Regions from separate parts of the Homo sapiens genome. Here region 2 is linked to region 1. Evidence: chromatin contacts called from ENCODE Hi-C data. All regions are on one chromosome and are shown on one strand. The core of a region is the stretch at or near the end of the contact, and the rest is flanking DNA. Distances in the headings are between cores, read along the strand shown.

Region 1 (6,091 bases), core at 1,558-4,057:
GTCCAGGATCCTTCCTTTGGAAACAAGCCCTTCCTGATGCAGGCCTACCAATCTCCATGCCAAACCCCACACTTTTAGCCTGGAATGACCACAGCATCTGCAGCTGATGTCTCAGAGCCTTCGTGCCCTCCTCCTACTTAACTCCTTATTCCTCCAGCCCTAACTCTGGTACCACCCATCCAGGGATCCCTTCACCCATGTAGGGAAGGGATCGCCCTTCACCCTTCACCCTCTTCTGCGGTGTGTTGCACAGCCTTGCTCCCGTTTTGGAACAGTTAGCACACTTGCTCCACTCTGGCCATCTGTGCCTCCTCCAGATCAAGGAATGCACAGGAAACATCTTTGTATTCTCAGCACCCAGCACAGGGCTTCCTGACCTCCTGGTGGCAGCCAGCAAACCTGAGTGGGCCAGTGGGTGGGTGGATAGATGCAGGATGCAGTGAGTGAGTGAGTGAGTGGGTGGGTGGATGAATGCAGGATGCAGTGAGTGAGTGGGTGGGTGAATGAATGAATGCAGGATGCAGTGAGTGAGTGAGTGGTTGCATGAATGAATGCATGATGCAGTGACTCAGTGAGTGGGTGAATGAATGAATGCAGGATGCAGTGAGTGAGTGGTTGTGTGAATGAATGCAGGATGCAGTGCGTGAGTGAGTGGGTGAATGAATGAATGAATGCAGGATGCAGTGAGTGAGTGGTTGTGTGAATGAATGCAGGATGCAGTGCGTGAGTGAGTGAGTGGGTGAATGAATGAATGCAGGATGCAGTGAGTGAGTGAGTGGGTGAATGAATGCAGGATGCAGTGAGTAAGTGGGTGAATGAATGCAGGATGCAGTGAGTGAGTGGTTGCGTGAATGAATGCAGGATGCAGTGCATGAGTGAGTGAGTGAGTGAATGAATGAATGCAGGATGCAGTGAGTGGGTGGGTGAATGAATGCAGGATGCAGTGAGTGAGTGAGTGAGTGGTTGTGTGAATGAATTCAGGATGCAGAGTGAGTGAGTGGGTGAATGAATGAATGCAGGATGCAGTGAGTGAGTGGGTGGGTGAGTGAATGCAGGATGCAGTGAGTGAGTGGGTGAATGAATGCAGGGTGCAGTGAGTGAGTGGTTGCGTGAATGAAAGCAGGATGCAGTGAGTGAGTGAGTGGGTGAATGAATGCAGGATGAAGTGCATGAGTGAGTGGGTGGGTAGATGAATGAATGCAGGATGCAGTGAGTGGGTGAGTGAGTGGGTGAATGAATGCAGGATGCAGTGAGTGTGGGTGAATGAATGTATGAAGAAGCAGTGAGTGAGTGAGTGGATGAATGAATGCAGGATGCAGTGAGTGAGTGAGTGGGTGGATGAATGAATGCAGGATGCAGTTAGTGAGTGAGTGAATGAATGCAGGATGCAGTTAGTGAGTGAGTGAATGAATGCAGGATGCAGTAAGTGAGTGAGTGGGTGAATGAATGAATGCAGGATGCAGTGAGTGAATGAATGAATGTAGGATGCAGTAAGTGAGTGAGTGGGTGAATGAATGAATGCAGGATGCAGTGAGTGAGTGACTGAATGAATGCAGAATGCAGTGAGTGGGTTGGTGAATGAATGAATGCAGGATGCAGTGCGTGAGTGGGTGAATGAATGTACGAAGAAGCAGTAAGTGAGTGAGTGAGTGAATGGATGAATGAATGCAGGATGCAGTGCATGAGTGAGTGGGTGGATGAATGAATGCAGGATGCAGTGAGTGAGTGGGTGAATGAACGTATGAAGAAGCAGTAAGTGAGTGAGTGAGTGAATGGATGAATGAATGCAGGATGCAGTGCATGAGTGAGTGGGTGGATGAATGAATGCAGGATGCAGTGAGTGAGTGGGTGAGTGGGTGAATGAATGCAGGATGCAATAAGTGAGTGAATGAGTGAATGCAGGATGCAGAGAGTGAGTGGGTGAGTGGGTGAATGAATGAATGCAGGATGCAGTGAGTGAGTGGGTGAGTGGGTGAATGAATGCAGGATGCAGTGCGTGAGTGGGTGAATGAATGAATGCAGGATGCAGTGAGTGAGTGGGTGAATGAATGAATGCAGGATGCAGTGAGTGAGTGGCTGGATGAATGAATGCAGGATGCAGTGAGTGAGTGGCTGGATGAATGCAGGATGCGGTGAGTGTGTGAGTGGATGAATGAATGTAGGATGCAGTGAGTGAGTGGGTGAATGAATGAATGCAGGATGCAGTGAGTGAGTGGGTGAATGAATGAATGCAGGATGCAGTGAGTGAGTGGGTGAATGATTGCAGGATGCAGTGAGTGAGTGAGTGGCTGGATGAATGCAGGATGCGGTGAGTGAGTGTGTGAGTGGATGAATGAATGTAGGATGCAGTGAGTGAGTGGGTGAATGAATGAATGCAGGATGCAGTGCGTGGGTGAGCGAATGAGTGGGTGAGTGGATGAATGAGGAAGTGCGAGTCAGAAAACCCCAGTGTAACCGGTGAATGAGCGAACAAGGGCGTGACTGGGCGAGGAGAGATGGGAGTGAATGAGGGTGCGGTGGGTGCAGGCTTGCGCCTGAGGTAGTGCACCTGCGAGTCCGGAGGTCCAACCTGAGGGGAGGTAACCTGCGCCACCAGCAGGCTCCGTGTCCACGTGGACGGGGAGGGGCATGTGGGCGTGGCTAGGCGGGTTGTAGGCGTGGCGAGGCCGGGCGAGGAGCGCGGCGGGCCCGCAGGGGCGGACTGTGGGCGTGGCGCGCGGGGGAGGGGGCGTGACCAGGCGGGGTGTGGGCGGGGCGAGGGCGCGGCGCGGCAGGGCTGCGCGGCCGGGTGGCGCGGGAGGAAGTCACGTGGGAGCGCGGGCTCACATGACTGGCCGCGCGATGGACCCGCTGCCCGCGGCTGCAGTCGGGGCGGCAGCTGAGGCGGAGGCTGACGAGGAGGCGGATCCCCCGGCGTCAGGTAGGGCGTGGGGCGGCGGTAGCCCCCACCTGCCCAGGGCGCGCGGCCCGACCACCCCCGGCGGACGGGGCTCAGCCGCCGCGCTTGGTCCCCGACTCGTTTCCTGCCCCCGCGCCCCGCGTTCGGCCCCACGCCCCAGTCCCTCGGAGGTCCCCCTGCCCTCCTGCGCGCCTGTCCTTTGGGGGTCCCCGTGCTCTCTCGCGCCTCCGTCCCTCGGGGTCCCCTGCCCTCCTGCGCCGGGAGAGCCCTGTCCAGGTTACAGCTGGCCGCGTTCCGAGGCGCTTTCCCGGGGCTCTCAGAGGCGTCCTCGGGGACAGTTTCCTCCTCGCCCCGTTCCTGGTGCCCTGCTCTTCTGCCCTGCCTGGTCACGCTGAGCGATGGCACTGGGGGCCACTTCCCCGGACTTGGGCGCCTTTCCTAGCCACATCCTCTCTCCCAAGCTCCTGTCGGTTGTGTGGTCTTGGGCCAGTAATTTCACCTCTCGGGACCTCTGTTTTCTCATCTGTGAACCGAATCTATAGATGTGTAGCTGCTTTTCTCTCTCTTTCAAGTGATCCTCCGCCTTAGCCTCCCAAAGTGCTGGGACTACGGGCGCGTGCAGTTACGCCCGGTAATTTTTTTTATTTTTGTAGAGATGGGATCTTGCTATGTTGTCCAGGCTGGTCTGGAGCTTCTGGCCTCAAGCGGTCCTCCTGCCTTGGCCTCCCAAAGTGCTGGGAGTACGGGCATGAGCCATCGTGCCTGGCCTGTATTTCTGTCTTTTTCTTTTTTCTTTTTCTTTTCTTTTCTTTTTTTTTTTTTTTTGAGACAGATTCTCACTGTCACTCAGGCTGGAGTGCAATGGTGCGATCTCGGCTCATTGCAACCTCCGCCTCCCGGGTTCAAGCGATTCTCCTGCCTCAGCCTCCTGAGTAGCTGGGATTACAGGCATCCACCATGACACTCGGCTAAATTTTGTATTTTTAGTAGAGACGGAGTTTCACCATGTTGGCCAGGCTGGTCTCGAACTCCTGACCTCAGGTGATCCAACCACCTCAGCTTCCCAGAGTGCTGGGATTACAGGCGTGAGCCACCGCGCCTGGCCTCTTGTATTTCTCTTTAAGGGATTTGGGTTAATGAGGCTAAACATGGCTGGGCACGGTGGCTCACGCTTGTAATCTCAGCACTTTGGGAGGCCGAGGCGGGCGGATCACGAGGTCAGGAGATCAAGACCATCCTGGCTAACACGGTGAAACCCTGTCTCTACTAAAAATACAAAAAAAATTAGCCAGGCGCGGTGGCGGGCGCCTGTAGTCCCAGCTACTCGGGAGGCTGAGGCAGGAGAATGGCGTGAACCCGGGAGGCAGAGCTTGTAGTGAGCCGAGATAGCGCCACTGCACTCCAGCCTGGGCGACAGAGCGAGACTCCGCCTCAAAAAAAACAAAACAAAACAAAACAAACGAGGCTAAACATTAGAAGGAATACAGGAGGGTGCCCCTTATTTCTGGATGTTCCTTCCTGTGGTCCTAGCTGCCAGAGAAGAGATGTAGGTGGGTGTTGGTGTGAGTTACGGTTTCTTCTTGGTGGGGGGGGACAAGATTGGGGAATCCCCTTGTGGGGAGGTCTGGCAAGGTGTCGCTGAGGAGGTGATGACTGAAGTGAGCTCTGGAGGGTTGGTAGACAGTTTCTTCGTCGGCGAGAAACGGCAGCGGGGAGCAGGGGAGGGATTGTTGCATTTGGTGGGCATCCTCGATGTGAAGACTGTGTCTAGAAAGAAGGGCCTTTCAGAATGGGTCTTCAGTTATTTTTTCCTTTCCCTTGTATCAGTGTAAGGGGAGGCACGTGATAGTTCTCGCTGATTAGAACATTGTGTCCATGAAGTCACATGTTGGAGGCCAGCGTGAGTCTCAGGCGGGACCCTTTCCGAGGGGTCACTTGGGAACAGGTAGGCTGTGATTGGATCGGAATGCTGCTGCTATCTCAGCTTGTAAAGCAATTTGGCATTGCTGGAGGGGTCCTCTGCAGGTGTAGGGGACTGTGTTTCCTTCAGGCTTCACAGAAGTAGACTCCAGAGGCTACCATAATGGTGTAATTTAGAGATAGTCTGAGCGCTGTACACCTGAGGGAGCTGTGTCTCTGGGAGACCGCCCTCCCTTTGGTGTGGCCTGGAATTCCTGTAGGTAGTTGGCTTTTTCTGGGGGCAGTGGTGATTTCATCAGGAGTGCTGATGGGATCCACAGATGGGGGTTGCTGGGACAAGGCAGTGCTTCACAGTGCCCTTTCCTGTAACCAGGCAAGTCTGAAAGTGGGGCTCACAGACTCTTGGGACGTAGACTGTCCTTCTGTTTGAAACTTGGTCGTCATCCTGGCAGGTGGGTGAAGTGGTATAGCAGGTCTTTTTTTTTTTTTCTTGAGACGGAGTCTCGCTCTGTCGCCCAGGCTGGAGTGCAGTGGTGTGATCTCGGCTCACTGCAAGCTCTGCCTCCCGGGTTCATGCCATTCTCCTGCCTCAGCCTCCCGAGTAGCTGGGACTACAGGCGCCCGCCACCACGCCCGGCTAATTTTTTGTATTTTTAGTAGAGACGGGGTTTCACCATGTTAGCCAGGATGGTCTCGATCTCCTGACCTCGTGATCTAGCCGCCTCGGCCTCCCAAAGTGCTGGGATTACAGGCGTGAGCCACCGCGCCCGGCCTCGCAGGTCTTTTTACATTGAGAAAACTAAAATCCAGAGGTAAGTAATTTGCCCAAAGTGGGCAATGTCAAGGGAATGTGTGTTGATGGGGACCCTGATTGGGTGGGCTGGAGTGAGAAAACCTCAGCCTTGAGACCAAGCACTGTGGCTCACGTCTGAAATCACAGCACTTGGGGAGGCTGAGGAGGGAGGATCGCCCGAGCCCAGGCGCTAGAGACCAGCCTGGACAACGTAGCGAAATCCTGTCTCAAATTTTTAAAAAAGAAAACAAAAACAAAAACAGCAAAGAAAAAAGTTAAGTCTCTGAATATTGTCCGGAGACTATGTGTGTGACTTACACGTTCACTAAGGTTGGTTTGAAGGAGTGGTTGTGCCTTACGGGTATACAGTGAATTTCCTCTTCTCTAGAGTTTTGGCCACACAGCCAGAGCCCACTGGTGGTATTCATGTGGGAACTGTGAAATCTCCTGCATCTTCGGTGTTGCCAGAAAAAAATGTG
Region 2 (6,091 bases), core at 1-2,500, 2.9 Mb before region 1:
TTTGAAGGAAAAGTTCAATCAGCCCACTTGCACCTCTGCCTAATGCAGATGTTGTGTGTGCCGCACACCAGCGGCTGGGAGGAAGCCGGTGTAGGTGAGTCGGACTCCAGCGTCCCCTGCATTTAGTTTGCCGTAAAGCCAACCCAGGAACACTGGGGCATTTCACCGCAGCCGCTCAGCTGAGGGGACAACTCCCCTCCAGCTCTTCGCCCAGCGTGACCATGACAACCATCTGGAAACAGGCGTCCCAGCCTTCCTCGGTTCAAAAACCCCAGCCTGCAAAGGCAGGGTAAATAGTTTTTGCCTTTTCCCTTCTATCCGTAACTTCCACCACTCCATAGATTCTAAAACCATCTCTCCTGCCATTAATGCCACTTAAATGCCCTCGACACTTTGGCTGCTGGGTGCCTTGGTTTGGAATGCAGAGTCTGAGGTACTTGAGGTTGTTTTAATTCTGTAAATATGAAAAGGGAAGGGAAGCGAGGCAAATACTGAAGCTTGCAACCACAATCTCTCATCGGTTTGCTGAGGAAATTTTCTAAGATGAAAATAGAAAGGCACATGACGCCCTGTGAAGGACGTGGCCCAGCCGCCTACTCTCTGTTGCTGTCTCCCGCTACGACCTCTCACACAGGTAGGAAGCCCCTGCGGACAGCGGGGCCAGCGAAAGGACAGCTCAGACGGCCACCACACTTGAGTTCTGTGCTTTCCTGGGCATGGGAGGAGCTACAAACTTTACTTAAAAAAAAAAAAAAATCACACAGTTTTTCAACAGGAAGAGTGAAGTAGAAGAACAGATCATTTAATTATACAAACAAAATCGCTTTCCTTTGCTCCAGCGAGTCCAGGCAACCTTTCAAGTTCATTTGCTGCCTGAAAGAAAGGTTTTTAGTATCAGAAAGAACCTCGCTGTCCTCCAATATCCACAGGGAAAACAAGATCAGAAACAAAAGTCCACCATGGAAGAAATCCCAGAGCGATCCAATTTGGAAAGAATTTAATTAACAAAATAAAACGGAGGGAAAATGGTCCAGGTGGGGCCCTAGGGAGATCGGACTTCTGTCCCAGCTGAAGTCTGCCCAGCACACCTGGTGGGCAGCCCCTGGGCCTGTCACTGCAGAACTGGCCTTGACAAGCAGACCCACTGTGCGCGACGCCACGGTTTCCTTACGCACTCGGCATTATGTACAGATATGAAAAAACCCAACGGCAGGTGGCTGGAAAGTGGCTTCTAGCTCCCCTATGCTGGCTTGGCACGTTCATGCATGCAAAGCGAGGAGGTTTTGCGGGCTTCACCAAACAGTTAATTTTGGCAAAAAGAGAAAACAAACAAACAAAAAGCTAAAATTCATAAGCAGGATTTAAAAGCCACTGAAGTGAAAATGATGTATTTCCTCAGCGTTATGGAGTTAGACTACCACTACAATCTTTTTTTTTTTTTAATAAAGTCTCTGCCATCCTCTCCCCCGACTCAGGTCAAAGTTCATAGCAGCAATGCACAAAGTCCTCTGTGAAGCCAGTGTTCTCTGCTCCCCGGGTCAGAGGTCACAGGTCAAGTTCAGTCAGTCCGAAGAATCATGGGCGGGTGCTCGCTGTCCTCATCCAGGCGCAGGGCGCTGGCCTCGTCCTCCAGGCAGGCGCCACCCACAGCACCCAGGTCGTCTGTGTAGGCTGCAAAGAGACGACGAAGTCACCCTTCAAAGGCTGGGGACACACCACAGACCCCATGACACACACTGAGGACTGTGTTTTGGAAACACTGGTGTATATTTATAAACTGAAGCCTGTACTAAGACGTTCTGAATTCTGATTGCTTTCTAATGAACTCTTTGCAGCCTTAGGCAGCTCGAGATGAAGTCATTTGTTCTCTGACATTCATAAATGTCAAAATGATGCCTGCACAGTAAACAGAGGCTCCCTCATGGACGGGCCACAAACTCTCTCAAGCTGGTTAAGAGCTCAAAAATAACACCAGGAAAAAAAATGACACTAGGAGACTCTCAGGGTGGGCTCATGAACTGGAAGTGCCGGTTCACAGATGGGAGTGGCAGCGAGCAGGCACAGCCCTGCGTGGGTGCAAAACCACAGGCTCTCCCACTGGAGTGCGAGTTGGCTTTTTTAAGAAGGTGGCTCACATAGCCAAGGCTGTGGCTGGAGGATCTCATGCATGGGTCTTAGTGCTGCCGCCGGAGGGGAGCCCATTGGCCTCATTCCCCTACAGCTTCTGCACTTCACAGGCCCAGCATGAAGGCAGTACTCGATGCAGATTTGCTGAAGGACGAAAAAGGTGGGAGGGAAAAGACTGAGGCAAAACCCTTGGCAGTACTTTTCAGGGTGGTATCTTGGCTGAGAGGTGGCCAGTCTGGGCCCAAGTCACGTGACCCCAGAGTCACCTGAGCCAGGATGACATTTTCTTTAAAAACGGAGAAAATGAGCCTGGTACGGTGGCTCATGCCTATAATCCCAGCACTGTGGGAGGCTGAGGCGGGAGAATCACTTGAGCCCAGGAGGAGTTTGAGACCACCCTGGGCAACATAGGGAAACCCCATCTCTCCTTTAAAAAAAAAAAAAAAAAAGGAAACGAAACTGAATTCAGCCTTGAGAGAGGCCTTGGGAACACCCATTTACCAACCTCGCTTATGTTCTCAGAACCAGTCCCCATCTTTCCCAGTGAGGAGCTGGTGGGGTGGCTCCGGAGCCAGCAGAAGGCAGTAGCACTCGGGGCTGTGGGGCTAATTACCTTCCAGGTTTGCGTCACGCCCCTTACCAAGTCTCGTTGGGGATGAAGGCACGTAAGTACCTTTTCCTGCAGCTGCGCCGTATGTCTGAGTGACTAAGGGGCAGTCGTGAGAGGCAGAGTCCAAGATCTCATTGGTCGTTTCCAGACTGCCGTCCAGCCTGGAGGGAAGAAAGCGACACAGCTCAGCGTCTCCACACAGGGCAGCCCTGCGGGCAGTACACACTGGCTGCCCTGCGGCAACAGAGCCAGCACACCACTCACCACACAGGACGCCAGGCATTCATCACGCCGTGGCAACTTTAATCTCGTCTATCTGCACACGTTTTTACATGAAGAGTTTTACATGGAAAGTCTAAAGAGGGAGTTATACCTAACAAGACAATATTTCACTTTTACAATGGAAGAACTAACTAATAACGAGGATTCACTATTTACAAAAAAAGTCAGGCTAGCCCGGGTGCAGTGGCTCACGCCTGTAATCCCAGCACTTTGGGAGGCTGAGGCGGGCGGATCACGAGGTCAGGAGACGGAGACCATCCTGGCTAACACAGTGAAACCCCGTCTCTACTAAAAATACAAAAAATTAGCAGGGCATGGTGGCATGCACCTGTCATCCCAGCTACTCGGGAGGCTGAGGCAGGAGAATCGCTTGAACCTGGGAGGCGGAGATTGCAGTGAGCCGAGATCGCGCCACTGTACTCCAGCCTGGGTGACAGAGTGAGACTCCATTTCACACACACACACAAAAAGCTAGGTGCAGCGGCTCACTCCTGTTACCCCAACACTTGGGGAGGCCAAGGCAGGAGGCTCACTTGAGCCTAGGAGTTCCAGACCAGCCTGGACAACCTAGCAAGACCCTGCACAAGAAAGTAATTAGCTGGATGTGCTGTGTGCCTGTAGTCCCAGCTACTAGGGAGGCTGAGGTGGAAGGATCCCTTGAACCTGGGAGGTCAAGGCTGCAGTGAGCTGTGACTGCACCACTGCTCTCCAGCCTGGGCGAGGGTGAGACCCTATCTCTAAAATAAAAAATTATATGTTGTTAGAACTTTTTGATCATTAAAAAACATGTAAGACAGAATGAAAATGCATTACTTCCCAATGAACAAATGTTAACTCCCTGTTTTCCAAGAACAAACCTGTACCTCACAGTGAGACAAGAGGCTCTCAGCCACGTGCACTGAATTGTGGAGGCCACCACGCTGCGCCCTTCCTTTCCAAATGCGAAACTCCACCCTGGGGAGGAAGGCCTGGCCTCCCAGCACCTCTCCCCCACCTAAGAACAAATGCGGCTCCCGCCACCCCTGCGTCGCCTCTGTGCCCAGTCCCTGAGGGAGCCCTGACGCCACCAGCCGCAGCCCGGGGCTCCCTGTCTTGCGGCGGCATTGATTTCACCTGGGAAAGCGAAGCTCCCGACCTGCGCGGCATGGGCCGCTGTGCTGGAATCTGCCCCTCTATGTCACTGGTTTGCAAGGAAATAAACAAACGTTCGCCAGGTGCCCCGAAAGCCCCCCGCCAGCACGGAGCAGCTCCGTGAAGCGGCCGGAGCAGACTCACCGGTGCTGCTTCATCAGGGCACACTCGCCGCCCTCCTGGGGGTCCAGGTTGTACATGTACAGGTACCCGTCGGCGGCACCCACCAACAACCGCGGGATCTTCTGAATTCTAGGGAGAATAAAGAGCAGCCAAATTCTAGACAACTGTCACAGAAACGGTCTTACTACATGGCGGCCTCACTTTTGGCAGGCGAGGAAAGAGACCCCAGCAAGATGAGCACAAGGGCAGCTGCAGGTGTCTGGCGCCCCACTGACCTCGGCTCACACGGCCAAGGCTGCACTCGTGTGCTGAGCCCTGAAGCCCACGGGAGACGAGAGCGGGATGAAACCAGTTTTGTGGCTTCTGGGATTATTATAGGTAGTCATCGTCAGAGAAGTTTTCCAGGATGCTAGTCAGATAACAAAACTGGAAAATGATGTTTAAAGACGCACGGAAGCCCAAAGCCCTGCCATCACTGGGTGTAATGACAATCTTTCCCGCACGCAGCACAGAACCTCCACAGGCCCTGTGTGTGTTCTGAGGCCAGACCCTGGAGCCGGACGGATGCCTGAGACTCGGCAAGTGCGGTTTCTGTGGCCCCAAAGGGTTAACTACGGCACACTCACGAGGTTTGACTTAACGTCTTTCATTAATACCGCAGACTATCCACAAAAACAGAACGGGAGCCCGTCTGGAAATGGACCCCCGCACAGAGCGGCAAGCCTAGTGCCTGCCAGGGGACCTCCCATCCCCGACAACTCTCGATGGAGTGTCGGCTCTAAGAAGCTGCTCCTGTTCAGAAGCACGGAAGGGGCCACAAGCCGCCAGGACTGGGCCCCTCGGCCTGAGGCACACGGGGTGGGGGACGGAGGCGCCGGCTCTACTCACGTGGCTAGCGAGCAGATGTTTTTGTGGCCGCAGAATGGCAGGCGGACCGTGGCGAAGGCTCTGCCCTGGTTGAACATTTCTGTCACTTGGGAAGGCAGGTAGCTGGTGGAGGCCATGAGCACTTTCCCGAAGTACCCGGTCCAGGTGGTGGGCTCCTCTGGGGGTCTGGAAGGAAAGGCCACCAGACACATGAAGCTGCACCCTCCCTGGGGGGACGGCCACCCCCTACTCACACAGACGCACAGCTCTGGAGCCGACAGCAAAAGTCTCCATTCTTCACAGGAAAATTAAACAGGGTTGGTTATAAGCAGACACTCAGGGCCCCAGGGGCATCACGGAGCTTCCTCTGGGAGGTGTCGGGGGAGGGGTGCTCAGGCTTCAGGGAGGAGCTACAGCCTTTGGCCACGGACAAGACGTGGCAGCTGACCACACATCCCCTTTGCAAGGGTGTGAGGACGTCTAGGGCCTAACTGATGACCCCTGCTAGGTCTCTGTAATAGAAGTCTCCAAAAACCTTGAGTATAGACCCCAAAATGTTATTTTCCCGTATCCTGTTTGTGTTGCTATTCATCTTTTTTGGGGGGGAGGGCGGGGCATGCTCCATTTGTCTTTTTAAAAATTGTGATGAAATATACCCAACAAAATTTATTATTTTTGACCACCTAAAGTATGTTATTGTTAACGCTGGTCTGAGTGGGATGTTCTTTTTAAAATTTTTAAAGACAGGCTGGGCGCGGTGGCTCACCGGCAGATCACTTGAGCCCAGGAATTCCAGACCAGCCTGGGCAACACAGCGAAATTCTGTCTCTACAAAATTTTAAAAATTAGCCAGGCATGGTGCACGCCTATAGTCCCAGGTACTCAGGAGGCTGAGGCAGGAGGATCGCTTGAGCCCAGCAGCTAGAGGCTACAATAAGTAATGACTGTACC

What was found. A loop is a pair of places that touch in the nucleus more often than their neighbours do. Pooled maps may share reads with other maps.
Region 2: a loop to region 1 is called in a pooled map, with 6 times the contacts of the local background. The contact joins the enhancer-like site here to the promoter of SNX8 in region 1. A Hi-C loop is called at or near these places in 2 of 37 single-sample maps with no recorded cell type and 2 of 50 pooled maps.

The regions. Positions count from the first base shown.
Region 1 is chr7:2,311,157-2,317,247 of GRCh38, reverse strand. SNX8 (sorting nexin 8) reads left to right here and starts at 2,807. Exons shown (of 11, transcript NM_013321.4): 1 at 2,807-2,920. The coding sequence starts at 2,827. RefSeq lists enhancers at 1,702-2,202, 2,203-2,703, 4,448-4,577, 4,618-4,697, 4,898-5,067 and 1 more and silencers at 2,522-2,791, 2,892-3,131.
Region 2 is chr7:5,226,415-5,232,505 of GRCh38, reverse strand. WIPI2 (WD repeat domain, phosphoinositide interacting 2) reads right to left here. Exons shown (of 13, transcript NM_015610.4): 10 at 5,162-5,326; 11 at 4,295-4,402; 12 at 2,768-2,898; 13 at 1-1,671. The coding sequence ends at 1,559. Among named protein-coding and RNA genes, the nearest start is that of WIPI2, 39 kb to the right of the region's middle. RefSeq lists an enhancer at 400-549. Within about 2 kb of position 1,250, at least 10 of the 41 ENCODE cell types and tissues checked have a DNase peak (open chromatin) inside an H3K27ac peak, as active enhancers do.